Linked DNA regions of Mus musculus: region 2 is linked to region 1. The links are chromatin loops, found by intact Hi-C in ENCODE. Cell type or tissue: left cerebral cortex. All regions are shown on one strand. Links, peaks and the distances in the headings refer to the core of each region. The heading gives the core; the rest is flanking DNA.

What was found. Peaks named below come from ENCODE experiments on the same cell type or tissue, not always from the same donor. Only the 100,000 strongest peaks of a DNase experiment are listed, where the experiment ranks them.
Region 2: a loop joins it to region 1, with 3.0 times the contacts of the local background. A loop is called at or near these places in 2 of 42 quality-filtered maps.

What each region holds. Positions count from the first base shown.
Region 1 is chr7:24,773,003-24,781,915 of GRCm38, reverse strand. It overlaps Ceacam10 (carcinoembryonic antigen-related cell adhesion molecule 10), which reads right to left and starts at 4,712. Exons shown (of 4, transcript NM_007675.4): 1 at 4,577-4,712; 2 at 3,431-3,790; 3 at 687-1,046. The coding sequence starts at 4,640. In left cerebral cortex, for the core only: a CTCF peak has its summit at 5,582; no DNase peak of the experiment used is centred there.
Region 2 is chr7:24,822,956-24,831,868 of GRCm38, reverse strand. It overlaps the pseudogene Gm5893. Among named protein-coding and RNA genes, the nearest start is that of Gm38965, 26 kb to the left of the region's middle. In left cerebral cortex, for the core only: no CTCF peak of the experiment used is centred there; no DNase peak of the experiment used is centred there.

The sequences.
Region 1 (8,913 bases), core at 4,192-6,691:
GATTCCCTTTTAATACTAACTCTTCTCCTAGAAATTAACAACCTAAAGAAAATACAAGAATCCCATGCACACTTTCACCAAAACACTTCATCATTAAAACCAAGCTTCACTAACTAAATAGCAGGCTCTCCTGATAGTTAATGGATGCCCTTCATGTGTAAGAGATAATACCAACCTCTACTCTCTTATGCCATGACTCCTGGAGGATTTTTGCCAAGTCATATCTGTCACATGGACACTACTTATGTCCCCAGATTTAGGAAATTAAAATATGTTCGTGTCATTCTGGATACACTTCCTCTTTGCTTATTGCTACTGTCCCCCTATCTGGAGAAGCAGTTAAGGATGCCAACTCGTTTTTATTCTAAGGATTTGCTCTTTTAGGCATCTGTAAAATATTAAAAATGGGCAATGCCATTGTGTACAATTCTAAGTATTTTACAGAATTTTGCCAAAAGTTTGATATAACCCATATCAGAGGCATACCATAGAAAACTCAGGGCAAATCATTTGTTGACAGAGCCAATGGACAATTTCAACATTATTTTAAAACAAAGGAAAGGGAGAAGGGTAGTATGGCTACTCCTCATAGAATATTACCTTCTAAATTATGTACCTAAAAATTGTAAATTTGTAAAGTAGGATTAGCTCTACCCACGACGCAGAGGTTAAAGAGAATTACTTACCGTGAACATTAAATTGCACAGGCATTAGGGTATGATCGAAGTTTTGAAATAGCATATCTAGTGCGTAGGCTCCCTCATCATTCTTGGTGACACCTTGGAAGAACAGGGATCCATTGTTGTATATGATCTCTCTGTCGCTGTGTGCAGGCCCCAATATAATCTTATTGGAGGCTGTTATAAATCGTGCAATTTCATTTCTTTCACCCGCAGTGGTTCCCCTGTACCAGTAAATTGCTCGGAGCGTCCGTGGCAGATTGTGAACAAGTAGAAGAACGTTTTCCCCTTCGGCAACGTTGGGCCGCACAGCCTCAACGGTGACTTGGCCAGTGGTGGGAGGGCTCAAGGAGGGTAAAAGTGAGGCTAAGAGGAAGAGAGAAAGATCTATCAATCTTAGGACCTTTGCAAAACCTCTCAGCCTTGCTGTGCCTGTGTCCTATTGGGTGGCAGCCAGCAGTACCACCTCCACTCCTCAGCAATGCTACAGCTTTCCACTGTACGAAATGCTCTTCTCGGGCATTCACACAGCTCACTGCTCACTGCCCTCAGATCCCAGCTCACACTCAGAGTCTTATCTTCTCTGACCTCCTCCTCTAAAGCCATGGTCCACTGGAGAGATGTTACATCAAATCAGATTCAGAAATTCTCTGGACCTAAAGATACGTTTGTGGTTCTCCTCAGGGCATATAAAACCTAGCAAAGATGTTTGCTCATTCTTTTTCTGTCTATAATTAAACTTCGGTCCATAAGAATGTCTCTGGGAATTTGTTGTTGTTGTTGTCACATTGGGAAGCATTATAGCCTTAATATTAATTCGGTTCTTCATATCTACTTTAAAGATTGACTTGCATACTCTGAAATTAAAAATCAAAAAGGGGGGGCTGGTGAGATGGCTCAGTGGGTAAGGGCACCCGACTGCTCTTCCGAAGGTCTGAAGTTCAAATCCCAGCAACCACATGGTGGCTCACAACCACCCGTAATGAGATCTGGTGCCCTCTTCTGGTGTATCTGAAGACAACTACAGTGTACTTACATATAGTAAATAAATAAATCTTAAAAAAAAAAAAAAAAATCAAAAAGGGGGTGTCAGGGACTCTTGCATTCAGCCTGGTGTAGCAGCCCTAAGAGGTTCCTAACCTAGGTTTTCAGGTTCGAGCCCATGGCTCCTGGGGCACCTCATGCCTTTCAGTTAGATGCCCCCCTCAGGCAGGGGAGATTTAAGCTATCTTTGTATCTCTGCATTCTCTAGAAGTCAGCAGAGCAAATAGAGTTTGGCAGAACAATTAGTCTCGGACATTATTCTTTGGGGACCCTGTCCAGCTCGAATACTGTCATTTTATCATGGCAACTACAATTGTGTTCTTCCTGGTAACCACCATTATATTCTCTTTCTGACAAGAGTATAAAAATGTCTGATTTCTTGCAATAATATTGACACAGTCTCAGTCTTGCTGTGACCCCCTCCTACAATACCTAATTTAATTCTCACTGACCCTGTCAGGAGACTCTGGCTCAGTAAGTAAGGGGCTTCCAGCTCATTCCTTCCCTCTTCCTCCATCACAGTAAGAGCTAATTATACACTCTTCCTCATGCTGGTTGCAGGCTCTTGTGGGAGAAAACAAAGCCTTCTCCTTCATCCTCTGCTAGGAAGGACACCAGCATACCTGGGACCCTGTGATTCCAAGTCTAGTGAAGAGAGTGTGGGCTGGTCAGGCCTGGCTTCTGTTGAGGAAAGCTGACTTCTGCTCAACACTTTCATTTCCTGGACCAGGCTTCCACTCAGGCTGTGCATGCCTGAAACCAACATCTCTGAACCCACTGCTCCTCTCCAATGCATGGATAGCTAATAAGGTCCCCAGGGTGTGGCTGAGGACAGACAAGCTAGTGCCACAGACACTCCGAGGCATATGGAGCCATGACTCAATAGCTATTTCCTACCCCCAGTTTTCCTATAACAGTGCACGTTGGTAAATGATCATTGCCATGCCTGCAAGTTAACCTTAAAAGGAGCAATGATCTGACCTTCCATAGACCAGAGTCTGTTACTATTTGCTGCAGGAAATAATCCCTGGGCCTGACACCCTGGAGAGCAAGGAGCTGCCATTTGTACACGGTTTTCTCCTATCATTTTAGGGCTCTTGTCCTTCCTGGAAAGTCTCACAGGAACATCACAACAGTTGGCTAGTTGTCTTTCATACCTCTCCATGTACACAGCGCACACTGGGTCTCAGGAGGAGATACCCAGGTGACCTACCTCAGACATGGCTCTAGTCTAGGCTGACTGTCAACAGCCTACCAGCCTACAATCAACCGTTGTCCCTGTCAGCTCTAACAAGAGGGCAAATCTCAACCCAGGCTAACAACTTCCCAGGGTTCCTGGAGTCCAGGCTGGGTCTGGAGCAGTTTCCTGGTGCTCACCTCTCCGTGAGATTCTCATGGTTTCCTCAGGCAGGCCCTGCTTGAGCCCTGAAGGGTCTTTCTCGAGGCCATGCTCAGGATAAGCAGCCTAAGTTACTGTGCAGAGTCTGACATCCTCACACTGAGTTACCTCACAATCTCTTTTCTGAAGGAGTGAGTCCAAGTGAGGCATCTCGGTTTATTGCTGTATTTCTCCCCTCTGTGTGCCCCGAACTAAATGTTCCCACCACAATGTAGGGGACATAGTTGAGTCATCAAGGCTTGTCAGTGCTGTGTGGGAAGCAGGATTAGCTCTACCCATGACCCCGAGGTTACAGAGAATTACTTACGGTGTACATGAAATCGCACAGAAATCGGAGTAATTTCAAAGTTTTGATCTAGCATATATAATGTGTAGACTCCCTCATCATTCTTGGTGACACTTTGGAAGAACAGGGATCCATTGCTATATATTGTCTCTCTGCCGCTGTGTGCAAGCCCCATTTTACTCCTATTAATGGATGTTACAAATCGTCCAATTTCATTGTGTCCAGCCCCACTGTTTCCCTTGTACCAGTAAAAGACTCGGAGCGTCTGCGGCAGATTGTGAACAAGTAGAAGAACATTGTTGTCTGCAGTAACGTTGGGCGGCACAGCCTCAACGGTGACTTGGGCAGTAGTGGCAGGGCTCCAGTAAGTTAAAAGTGAGGCTAAGAGGGAAGAGAGAAAGACCTATCAATGTTAGGACCTTTGCAAAACCTCTCAGCCTTGCTGTGAGTGCGTGTCCTATTGAGTGGCAGCCAGCCTCATCACCTCCATTCCTCAGCAACGCTGCATCTTTCCACTGTAGGAAACGCTCTTCTCAGGCATTCACACAGCTCACCGCTCACTGCCCTCAGACCCCAGCTCACACTCAGAGTCTTTGCTGGATGTAGGGCTATATTTTCTGACTTTCTATAAAGACCCTGTGCCTTTATTTTCTGGTCTTTCTCTGCTTTGTATTTTCTGAAGTGCTTGCCAACCTGACCCCACCTAGATATCCTTGCTGGTCTGTCTTTCTGCCCAGTAGAAGTAGGGCTTTGTGAGGTTTTGTGAGGCTAGGTGGATTTTGGCTTAGTCCCTGCTACCCGGAACACGCTCACATACCCGTGTACAAATCAGTGTCCCAGAGCCTAGTGTATTTGCAAATTTCTCAGTGTAGTATGGATGCTGTTTATTTGCCCCAGTTTGGTTTATACGTGGAGAGTCACCCTGACAGAGTTGTGGACTTCAGTCTTCAGGATATCCTAGCCAGCGCGATAAACTTAACAATAGGGAAGAACTGAGTTTCTCCTCACCATTTGCCAATTCACATTCACAAATACTCCGAGCTTCCTGTTGCCCTCAGGCTTCAAGCAGAAGCCAGATGTCCCTTCTCAGGTTCCTTTCCTCTCCCAGAAGACCCCAGCCAGTCTCTGAGCTCCCCTGCTCTCTACTGGGAAGGAATATCTCCTTACCTGTGAGCAGTAGTCCAACCCAGGGAACCTGCCCTTTGTGGAGATGTGCTGAGGCCAGCTCCATGTCTCTGCTGCCTGCCTGCTAGCTTCTTCTCCAACACTACTGCTAAGCCTGGCTGCCCAGGTATCTGCCCTGCTCTTCTTAGCAGAGTTGATTCTCCTCCCAGAGGAGGGCACCTCCCAGATTCACGTGGGCTGGGGGTGGAGCCTGTGAGTCTGACAATGCTGTTCTCCTGTCAGTGCGGGCCTCCCGTCCTTCTATTCCTCTTTCCAGTTCAGTGTTCTAGAACATACTCCGAGCAGCAAGGCTGAGGAGTGCCCTGTGCCCTGGCCTTGGGGCTGTCAACTGCAGCAGGAATTCCTGTACTTTCTATAGCCTAGAGTGACACAAACCCCCATGGGAGCCCTGTGTGCCCTGCTCTCAATGCTCACAGAGGTGGGGTTTACTCCAGGCAGGAAGTGGCAGAGTTATCTGGAGGGTTGGGAAAGGCCTAGCTGAGTGATGACTGGGTAGGACCTGATCCATCGTCACTGATGGCACCAGTCATGTGTCTGATCCTAGGATACAAGTTGTCTCAGGGGCTTCATATCCTGGGTGTGCAGGAGGACGTGACCTGTGTGTCCTGGAAAGAGGACTGTGTGCTCCATCTTCCTATGGAGGGCGCCAGGGAGACCTCCCCATCTTCCTGTGCTGGCCAAATGTGATTCAGGTCTGCCCGTGCCCTCCGTAACCTTCCCAGGATGGCTCTGTTCTCCTTGGTGAATGCCCTGGGATTTCCCATCTCTCCCATGGATGATGGAGGATGGAAGGGACCACATTGGTTGTTCTTGCAGAATGGAGTTCTCAGAGATACAGGAAAGAGCCAGGAGGACAGAGTATGGTTAGGTGAAGGAACTGGCTCCAGGTGTGTCAGAACTGGGATGGAAACCAGGCTGCAAGACATGTTCATCCCTCAGGAGTTTTTCTGTTGAGTATATGGTTCAGTGGCTCCCCTGGTGTTCACGAGGAGATCTGCAGCTCACATCTGGGCTGCCCTAAGGTTGGTAACCAGGCTCCCAGCTCCATGATGGAGCTAAGCAAGAAAGGCTCCAGATGTGGAGATCCTTTGAGGATCCATTCAGCTTTTTGCTAGAGACTATTATAGTCATGAAGTGAGACTGGCTGCCTTTTGATCTGCAGTTCCACGGTGACTAATGAGGTTGATCCCCCGTTCCCATGTGTCTAGTAACTTAGTTGGACATCTTGTTCCTGGGGCAGCAATATCCTAGAACTGTGCTTTCTCTAAAATTGTTTTATTCTGACTTCTAAATATTAAAGCAAAGCACTTTCACTCACCAACAATAGCATATTTTAGAATTGTAACAATAAGAAACACGGGCTGGAGAGATGGCTCAGTGGTTAAGAGCACCGACTACTCTTACAAAGGTCCTGAGTTCAAATCCCAGCAACCACATGGTGGCTCACAGCCATCCGTAATGAGATCTGACTCCCTCTTCTGGTGCACCTGAAGACAGCTACAGTGTACTTAGTATAATAATAAATAAATCTTTAAAAAACAAAACAAAAACAAAAAAACCACAAAAAGGAAGCTTCTTAGTGTGTGTAATTCCGGGTGTGTTAGTATTTGAGATGCAGTAGCAGTGAGTCAGCATTCCTTGGAATTTGTTTTATAAATTCATAATTATGACTATTTAAGCATACATCTCAGTGTCTTCACTCTCTATAGTTTTTATAGCTGAAATTCTTGTTTAAAGAACTATGGTCCCTAATTGGTGGTACTTACCAGAACTACACTGTACAGGAGCATTCAAAGGATGAAAGACAGAACTTCAGATCCAGGTCTCCCAGTAAGGCAGCGGCCCCGCATGGAGTCCCACGTGGACACTGCTTGCTAAGGACCTGTTTTACGTCAAAACCGGTTACATTCGAGAGAGCATCCAAAGGGCCCACACCAGGTACATCATATGTGTGAGCCCATGAGGGAGCACTTTGTCTCTTTACAATTACTGCACCATTGCCAGGTGGTGGTGCACACCTTTACCCCAGCACTCGGGAGGCAGAGGCAGAGGAATCTCTGAGTTCAGGCCAGCCTGGTCTACAGAGTGAGTTCCAGGACAGCCAGGGCTACACAGAGAAACCCTGTCTTGAAAACCAAACCAAACCAAACCAAACCAAACCAAACCAAACCAAACCAAACCAAACCCAACCCCTTTATGTTCTCCTTCCTAATGTTATATATGTAATTACATGTGTACATGCAGACATTAGAGCTAGGATCCACAAACAAGAAAGGACATATGGGGTTTTCTTCCTGAGATCAAATGATCTCACTTAACATGATATATTCTAAGTCTATCCACATCCCTGTAAAGTTTGTGATTCATCTTTCTGTAGAGACAAACACTACTTCACCGTGTGTGTGTGTGTGTGTGTGTGTGTGTGTGTGATAGACTTGCATTGTGTATTAATTTGTTGATGGAGCTCTAGGTTGGTTCCATTTCCTTGCTATAGAGGATGGAGCAACTATAATTATTGGGGTGCAGATATCTCAATGGTAGGGTACAGGGTTTCTGGGTAAATGTCCAGTGAAATAGCTGCATTATATGCTATTGCAAATTCTTTGAGGAATTCCACACAGCTTTGTATAATGGCTACAGAAATCTGCACACCCACCAGCAATGAATAAGTGTTCCTCTTTCTCCACATTCTCTTCAACATTTGTTATCAGCTAATTTGATTACAGCCATTCTAACTGGAGTGGGCTGGCGTCTCATAGTAGCTTTAATTTGCATTTCCCAAAATTAAGCATTGCTTTTTTTTCCTAAGCTGTACCAGTTACTTATGCCAAACACAAAAGCCATATCATATATACAATTCACAAGTGTGTTTTTCTGTTCTGTGGTTGTTATTTCAGTTTGTACTTTTAATTCATAAACTCACTGTCTCAGGGTTGCCATTGCTGTGCTGAAGCACCGTGATCAGAAGGGGGAGGGAAGAGCTTACTCAGCCTACACGTCCACATACCTGCTTATCACTGGAGGACATCTAGACAGCAACTCAGACAGAGCCAGTCTTGTAGGCAGGAGCTGCTGCAGAGGGCACGGAGGGGTGATGCTTACTGGCTTGTTCTCCATGGCTTGCTCAGTCTGCTTTCTTATAAAACCCAGGACCACCAGCCCAGGGATGGCCCCAACCACAATGGGCTGGACACTCCCACATCAATCACTAATTAAGACAACCCCCTACATGTGTCCTACAGCCAGATTTTGTGGAGGCATTTTCTCAATTGGGGCTCCATCCTCTCATATGACTGTAGCCTGTGTTAAGTTGATATAAATTTATCCACACTTACTAAGTAAATTTGACTAAAGCATAAAGGCCAATTCTCATTTGCAAACCAACATGTTCTTTTTAGTGCATTCTTCTAGGATTTAAAATCAAATTAAATTCTCATATTTGAAAATGTTTAAAAGTGTCCAGATCTCAGGACTCACAGGGAGGGACCTTTGATGAAATGCCGGACAGTAAGAAGAGGGAACTTATAGAGTCCACCTCCAGGAGGAAGATAGGACATCAAGTGAGGTATGGGTTTCCACCCCACAGTCACACCTCTGACCCATAATTGTTTCTGTCTGAAAGAATTACAGGGATGGAAATGGAGAGGAGCCTAAGGAAAAGAAGGTCCAGCAACAGGCCCAAAGTGGGATCCAGGTCAAGGGGAGGGCCCAAGGCCTGACACTATTACTGGGGCTATGGAGTGCTCACAAAAAGGGATCAATCATGATTGCCCTCAGAAAGACCCAACAAGCAGCTGAGAGAGTCAGATGCAGATATCTGCACCCAACCAATGGACAGAAGCAGCTGACCACTGTTGCTGAATTAGGGAAGGATGAAAGAATTTGAGGAAAATATTGATCCTATAAGAGGACCAGCAGTCTTAATTAATCTGGTCCCCCGAGATCTTTCAGACACTGGACCACCAAACAGACAGCATACACCAGCTGATATGAGGCCCTCAACACACATTCAGTAGAGGACTTCCAGGTCTATGTTCATTCAGAGATGATGCACCTAACCCTCAAGAGACTGGTAGCCCCAGGGAGTTTAGAGGTTAGATGCGGTAGAGGGTGTGGGCATCCATGTGGAGACAGGATGTAGTGGGAGGAAGTATGGGATGTGGAGCAGTTGGAGGGTGGGAGGGGAGGGGCGTGGATTGGAATATGCAGTGTAAAAAATGAATTACAAATACAATTAAAATTTTAAAAAAAGTGTCCAGAACATGGTATATCCTTCTGACCCTCAGAAAGCCTTTGGGAGGTAGACTAGTTCTCTATTT
Region 2 (8,913 bases), core at 2,854-5,353, 51 kb before region 1:
CTCAACAAAGGGAAGATAGAACCTGTAGAGACCATCTCCAGTAGATAGGCACAGCCTCCAGTTGAGGGATGGGGCTGCCCACCCATCTCAAAGTTGTTAAACCAGGAATGTTCCTGTCTAAGGGAAAGACAGGGACAAAAAATGGAACAGAGACGGAAGGAAAGGCCTTCCAGAGACACCCCCACCCCCCGACCTAGGAATCCATCTTATCTGCAGACACCAAACCTCCACACTTTTGCTGATGCCAAGAAGCACTTGCTGACAGGAACCTGGTATGGCTGTTTCTTGGAAGGTTCTACCAGCACCTGACCAATACAGATGCAGATACAGATACTCACAGCCAATCATTGAACTGAGCCTGGTATGACTATAAGTTTTTATTCAGATGCCAATTGTGTTGTGTCACTTTGACTGATCAAAGAAGTGATTTTACCAGAATTGAGCACAGTGAATCAGTGAGTTTATTGAAGTTACTTATAGGAACATGGCCAAAGGGTTACTTAACAGAAACATGAATGACTAGAAGGCAGCCACATCACAGACAAGTCCATCTCAGCATGGGTAACAGCTCACAAATCTGTATTGGTGGATGGGAAAGCCTACTCTCCCAGAAACAGTTACTCTATACAGCCTCAGGGAGAGGTGAGTGGGTACTGTTAGTTTCAGGAGCTTCTTGAGACTTGTGAGTTTGCATTCCTTCTGACCGCAACCACATGTTTATTTCAGAGGAAACAGCTGCCCAGTTAAAAAGCTGAACTTCTTTGTAAATAGAAGGCTGAAAGGTGCTTATTAGGGATTGGGCATAGGAAGAAAATACTAAGGAGCTGTTGGTAGCAGGATATAAATTTCACATCGGAAGAGGAACAGATTAGAAGTAACCTATAGAGAATTATATTTCAAGGTAGCTACAATGAATTTCAAATGTCTCATCATAACAAATGGGAGATAAATGAGGTAATGGATACTAATTGGCTAACTTAAACACTCTGCCTTGTACACAGATATCAAAGAACACATTCTACGTCTCCAAAGTATGTACAGCTAGGATGCTGGTTAAATCACTATTAACAAGTAATAGACCAAGGTTGTTATCAAGAAAGTGGAAAGATCTTTTCAACTGCTAAAAAATGTTATGTATTGTTAATGTGAACATGAGTCAAAATACATAAAGACTTCTCCTGACTCAACAATAGTCACAGTAAAAACCACAAACAGCCCAAATTCAAAAAGAAGAAAGAGACCTGACATTTAAAAAAATACTGGGAGTGGTGGCAAACATGCTTAATCCTAGCCCTTGAGAGGCAAAGGCTGGTGGATCTCTGTGAGTTCGGCTAACCTGGTCTACAGAATGAGTTTCAGGACAGCCAGGGCTACATAGAGAAACCCTATGGCGGGGCAGGGGAAAGAGAAACAATATAGCTAGTGAAGAACGATGATATAAAGAATTGTTCATGTGTTACTCTGCTAATGTGAAAGGCCTGGGGTAGTTGGTTACATTGTAGAATGATAGTTACAGGAGCTGAAGCAGGAGGGGCTACTGGTTCTGTATGTGACTGCATGTGCGCATGTGTGCATATCTACATGGAAACCAGAAGTTGATGTTGAGGTCATCCACAATTAGTTCGTCACTTGTTTCTTCTTCTTTTTTGGGACAGAGGATCTCATAGATCTGTAGTGCATCAATTGGCTAGCCTGGCTATTCTGTCTCTACCTTGACATTTCCTGCCACATCCTGCTTATATATGGGTGCTGGTGATCCACATACCTGCTTGTCACTGTCCCTAAAGCTAACATATAGTGACTATGAAGACTTGTGTATTGAAATGATCTGGAAATGGACCATGGCTACACAACCCTGTAAATGTACACTTCAAAATAGCTAAAACAAGAAATACCATACATAATATATATTGTATATATTATATAATGTAGGTCATCAATATAGATTATATTTTACATATATTATAGATTAAAATATATAATATGTAATATTTTATATTCCTATATATTAGATATATACTTTAGAATAGCTAAAACCAAAAATACCATATATAATATACCACAAATATATTATATTTTATATTATAATTTATATACATTATAAATATATAACATGTATATCATATAAACTTACATAATAAAATATAAATTAATAAATAATATGTAATGTATAGTATGTAACATGTAATACATATAACAACATAAACATATAATGCATAACATATACAGATATAATGTATGTTATAGATACTATTATATATTTATAATTATACAAATTACATATAACGTATATAAATATAGTTACATATATTATATGTAATTTACCATAAAAACACCATACAGAAAAGCCTCTTGCGCAAGGTCAAGGTAAACGGCACAGGAGAGGAAGCAATGCCTTCTCCACCCATGGCTTTCATCTCCCTGGATTAAATCAATCTCAGGTCATCAGAAATATTCAGAAAAACCCAGAGGTGGGGTGCACATCTGTAGGAGCAGCACCTGGCTGTGGAGGCAGGAGGATCAGAGTTCATGACAATCATCATCTCCATCCTGAGAGGAAGCCTGGGCTGGGACACGGTTCCCCAAAGCAGCAAAAAGACCTCAGCCACACAAAGCCTCTCAGAGCAATCGGAAAACTGCACAGACGTGTCCTGGCCTGGCTCTCACCACCAGAGCAGTGCACTTTGTCTAGTTCTGGTGTTGTGTCTCATGCTGGAGTCTGAACATGACACACAGTAGGTGTGAGGGCATGCAGACTTACCCTGAAACACTGCCATTTTTGCAAGGGACAAGACCATCCATGGATGCTGTTATCAGTGGGTCTCCTGGAGCCATTTGCCCATGGATCCCAAGGATCAGGTGCCAGACTCAGAGCTTGACTCTTAGTAATTGACTTTGTATTGGGTTTACAGTTTGGGTTCTATTTGTGTATATGTAACTTAGAGAGAGGTTCTTGGTCTGTAGCTCAGGCTGGTCTTTCTCTCCATCCTCCTGCCTCAGCCTCCCAAGTGTGGGGTAATAATGGATGATAGCATGCCTCACTATACAGGTGTCTCAGCTGACATTCTCTTCCCTGGGCCTGTCGTCTGTTTTGCACACTATCGGTAAAGAATCCCCTAGTACTTGGAGATGGTACAGTTCAATAGTGTCATGAACAAAACTGACTGAGTTGGGTCCCTATAACCCAGGTAGAGGTAAAGGGGAGAAACCTAAGCGCGTCTTCTGATCTCCACGTGTGTACTATGGTACCTGTGTGCTACCCAATAATAATAAGCTTTTAAGAAACCCCCTGGTGGGGCCCACCCTCTCAGAGGCAAAGGGGAGGGGGCTGAGGGGAGGGACTCTGTGAGGGGGAACCAGGAGGGGGGCAATGTTTGGGATGTAAATAAATAAATAATACCCCCAAAAGCCAAAACAAAAACAAAAAAGAACAAAAAACCCCCAAAGAAATCCCCTAGTAACATGTCAGAGGGAAAGAAACCTGGTCACTCACAGAGCACAGCCAGCTTGACTGGATCACTCTGCCTGGTGTTGAGGGGGTTGGAGACCTCACACTGGTATGCTCCGGCATCCTCCTTGGTGACTGGGTCTATGGTGAGCCTTCTGTTGTTCCAGGAGAACGACACTCTATCTGTGGCCTTCAGTTTCTGATTGTTGAATATCCACCCGATGGAAACTCCAGTATTTTCCAGTACGCAGGTCAGGTCCACAAAATGACGTTCTAAGACTGTTTCGTTTTTGACTTGGATATGGGGCTTTGGCAATTTCTCTGTTAAAGTATAGAAGAGAGGACCTGCTAAAAGGAGTCTTTCTTTACAGAAAGGTTTCAGCCAGCTCTTGGGGACCAGAGTATGAAGTGTAAGATGGCCCTGAAGTTGTCTCCAGCACTGCAGAGATTCCCTCCATCTTGGTTCAGGAGACAGTCTATAGGGAGAGTGAGGAAGCTGTTTAAACCTCCTCTCTTCTCCCATGTCTCCTGGCATTACCCTGGGACACGTCTCTAGCTTTCATAACAAGCATCTCTTCTAGGCTCCAATGTCCAACATCTTTACCATCAGGGAACTCTAGATTTTCATACAAAATAATAAGCTTCATTATGACATTTTCAAGAAACACATCTTACTATACTTTATTCACACTCCTTCTATAATTATTTCTCTATATAGACATTACCTATATATAGATATTATGTCTCTCTCTCTAGACAGATATTACATTCTTGCTTTCACTTCTTATTTTCATACATACACACATACATACGTACATATGTATGTACATTCATATTGTGCTGGCTTGAATATGCTAGCCCAGGGAGTGGCACTATTAGGAGATGTGGCCTAGTTGGAGTAAGGGTGTCATTGTGGGAGACACTTTATTGGCTGAGCCATCTCTTTACCCATTGTGCTCTTCCATGTTTCCTTTCCCTCCCAAGCAGGAATCCCACAGTGAAACCATCTGTTCTCTCCTGTGCACCAAGTGTCCACAACCTCCCACGAAACATCATCAGAGCAAGGACCTGGCTTAGGGACATCTACTCCAAAGCTCACTTTTTTTCTCAGTATCAAACTCCTGACCCCATGAAGGTTGTGGCATTGACTGGCTTCAGGGTTTATCCAGATCCTGGATAGGTGTTTCGCGGTAACTCTCCAACCATCCTGTCCGACTGCAGGTGGAGTCAGAATAGAACCAGTCAGCAGGGCAGGAGCAGAACCAGGGAGAGCCGTCAACTTCTTTGTACCCTCTGTTGGGGGCAAAGTGTTCCCAACCTCACAGGTGGGCAAAAAGTGGTGTGAGCATATTCTAGTGTCCTGGTGTCCTTTGTAGATTATGGAGAGTGTAAAAGACAAGAGGCAACCCAGAGGATGAAGGAGCAGCAGGACCCCCCCCCCCCCTTAGCATGTACTAATCGTGCCGGAGGCTTGTGACATTTAGAATATCCTTCTTTGAAATCCACATTGAACCCCAAGTCAGCAGACAGAAGTCAGTGTATTCAGGAGTAAAGAGTGTCTCCTGGGTCAAGGCACCCCAGAGGAGGACCAGGGTTTGCTTGCAACCATGAACAGGAGCCACGGATTTCCTTCCTCTGCTCTTTATAGAAAACCAGAGCCCACACCCAGAGATTGACCCTGATGTTCCAAGAAGCCACTTACCAACTATTATAACTTCTTTGTCTTTGGAATTATTGCGGCCAGTCGCTGGGTTATTGACGAGGCAGGTATACAGTCCATTATTACGTATGCCGACCTGGTAGATAGATATCTCTTGTCTAGAATTCCAGGGTTTTCCATTGATATTCCAGGAATAGTGTGCTTTGGGGTGAGACACTGTTTGGCAGGAGATCCACATGCTCTTGCCTTCCTCAAAGTATTTGTTTGGGGGAAATATTTCGGGGGTATCTGGGCCATCTGGGGGAAAGAGAAAGACGTGATGCCATAAAGGACACAGAAAGATCCTGTTCTGAAGAAGGTCAGTGTGTCCCTGAGCAGGGTGACAACCTTGCCTTACAATTGTGACAGGCAGGGCTGGCCCTTGGATAAGTCATAAAGCAGTTTCCTCTGAGGGCTTCAGGTCCCTCTCTAACATTCCACAAACACACACAGAGGATTCCACTCACACCCTGTCAATTAAAAAAACTCAAACATGTGTCATGCCCTGCTTTCTGTCACTAGCACTGATCCTCAGCCCCTTTACTGTCTGTCTAAAGTCTTGGTCTGCCAGGATGTAGACCATTGGAGCAGACGGGGTGGCCAGTCTGGTTCAGGGGCAAGAGTCAGTGTCATGGACGTGTATTGGACGTGTATTGAGCTGCAGGGATAAGAGAGGAATAGAAGTTACTCACAGAAAACATCCAGAGTGAACGGGTCACTATGGAAGGCACTCAGCGGGTTCTTAGCTTCGCACTCATAGTGTCCTCTGAAATGCCTAGAGACCTTGAACAAAGTGAGAGTTGCATTACCCCGAGACAGGACGACGCGGTCGCCAATGTGAAGCTTCTTACCGTTTAGATGCCACAGGTAGGTTGTTTTCTGGAAGGGAGGTTCGCAAGTTAACTCAACAGTGTCTTGACCCTCCACAGCAGTGGTCCTGTTGCTTGTTATGGAGGGCTTGCTTAAGAGAGCTGTGTAGATAACAGAAAAGAGTGATCTCTGTGGTACTGGATACCTGGAAAGTCCTCTCCCTAATAAGGGTGTGCATCTCTCACCCGTCCACCAAGGAGGAGTGAGCCACAGACAGATACACAAGGCCCTGGGCACTCAGGCCCTCGGGTGTTGGAGAATCACTGGCTTTCTCACATGGGAGCTGAGTGGCAGAGTTTGGATGTGGACTGACCTGGGAATGGCAGCAGTAGTCCTGCCTGGCTCTCCTGCCCTCACTGCCTGACCTTAGTGATGAGTTATTTCTTCACTGGTGAAAGGAGCCAATTCAAGACAGATGAGATTATATTAAATTCAGGTTTGTTGGGAAGCTGCTCTTGGTTGAGTTCACTGGCCCCAAGGACCAATGCCAGGGAAGTCACCATGGGGAGATAGAAGTGGGGAAAGGGGAAGAGAAAGAGGGAAAGGGCGCACATGCAGGTGCAGAGAGAAAGAAGAGAGAGACCAAAATGTCTGGAGTATATGGGGAAGAACCTCTGGGGGAAGGGCAGCCCCACCCTGGGCTGGAAAGTTCAGGTTGGAGGCTGGGTATGACAGGTAGGGACTGAGGGATGCTGGGGGAACCTGGAGGCCAGGTCTGCTTTGGTGTGTAAAATACGCACCTCAGCACCTTGATGGGGCTGAAACCAAACACTTAGGTCATGGTGTGCTTGAGTCCTGTCTGCTGTGTTGCTCTCCACTGCTCAGCCTGAGGCTTGGCTTTCCCAGGCTGTCATGTTGACAAGTCAGCATGTGACATCCCATGGCCCACAGTCTATTCTAAGCCCAAGAGCAGTGATCAGAAACCACACAGAGAAGACTTGAAGCAAGACCAATATTAGCTCAGCAGTCATCCTGGATCCCAGTGTCAGAGTGAGGGGGACAGACAGGACTCAGGTAGAAAGCCTTGTTCTTGTGTCTAAGAGGAAAGTCTCTCTAGAGTGCAGTCAGCCTTAGACTAAAGTCTACAGCCCTTCAGGACTGCGTATGATTCTCCTGTCGTGAGTCCTGTGAAACGGATGGAATGACTCACAGGAAGTGTGCCTTGTCTGTGACACTAAATGTGGACAAATGACACGCCATATTTCGAAGAGTAGCTGCTCTGGAGAGTCTAGCAAAGTGGCTTGGAGCCAATAAATGCGTGCAAAATGCTTTATCCCTTTACTCTGACCCCCCTAGAAACCACAAGTCAAGCTGTGGCAAGTTCTCCCAGACGGGGCAGATTGACAGCAAAGTCCTAGACTTGAGCTGACAATAGAGACATCCTGAGAACATAGTTGTGTGTGGAGGTGGGTTAGCCCATGCCAGCACTAGATGATACCGCCCCCTCTTGAAGGTTTTAGGAAGCAGTGACATATTGAGAAGGAGCCAGGAACTCTGTGGCCTGCAGCCTGTCTCCCTGGGAATCAGTATACCGCGAATCAGTACAGACAGGAGTAATTTCTCTGTCTTGTCTGTGGCTTATGTCACACACCAGTCACAAAAGAGACCTGGGTCAGACACAGGCAGCGAGACCTTTTTGTCTAATGGCGGGACCTTTTCTGCCTTCTGTGTTCTCTACTTCTGTTCTGCAGGCATGGTCTGGCTACAGGTGTAGACAGGAAGGGAATGGGACAGTCAGCCATTAATATGGGAAGGGAGGAGAGAAGCAAGCTGTGCAGGGAACGCACAGTTGCACGTGTGATAAGAGAGGAAAGAGATGGGCAATGGACAGAGAGATCCAGGGGTCTTAGAGTGACTGCGAGGCCCCCATAGACCATAATCTGCACAGCCGCCTCAGAAGTAAGCCAGATACTCTCAACTGAGAGTCAACCTGTGAAATGGCTTCTGGGTTAGCCTTAAGAGTACATATGTGTTCACAGGAATGGGGCAGGATTGGCCTCTGGTGTGGACCAAGAATGGGTTTGTCCAGAGATCTAGACGCTATACGTGTTGCAGCATCTAACTAGCTTGCAGGTTCATTCACTCATTTGTAGCTCAGTATGTCTAGTACTACTGCTAGGCAGTTTTCTTTCCCTGGCCTTCCAAGTGCTGGGATTGAAGGCTAACGCCATCTCGCCTAGGCTCCCTCCATTCTTTGTCACAAAACTATTAGGAGTTGTCTACTCTTTGGGAGTCTGTCCTGGGCCAGTGTCTAGTGAGGAGGGAAGGGAGCACTGTTGTTTTCTTTATCCCCTAAAGGCAGTGACCCCCACCCCACCCTCCACCTCATCAATCAAAGAGATGTGCCATTTTAAGTCCAGTAAGTCAACACGTGCCTAGAGGATAGGCTTAGACATCGGCTTGATTTATGCGATTCTCTTGCAGAATTTGGAGGATTACGAAAGTGTTCTAAGGCTCAAACCAGTCTCTCTCCCAACCTTCCTGTCTATTAGGAACGCTCCACAGGCACCTCATAAGCAATCCAGTCATAGAGAAGAGGACCGTGGCTGTAGACAGACATCCCATCCTCTGACCAGCACTCAGGCCCCTGTGGCCCAGACTCAGCAACTGCATTTCCTCCTGCTTTGGCTTCCTTTCAGCAGGGTAACGGCTATGGGGATTTCTGCCTTGTCTATAGACTAGCCTCACAGTGTTCACAACCACCTGGGTGGTTACCCAGTTCTTAACCGAATCCTCCAGGCCCTGGGCCAGAGACCATGTGTAGGGCAGAGCTTCCCCTTCAAACCAGCCTGCCTTCTGCAGCATGAATGCAGGGAAGGAGTTGCTCTTGTGAAGTGCGTTTCCATCCTGTGTGTCCTACACTAAGTGCCTGAAGCCTGGTAAGGGTCATGATGCA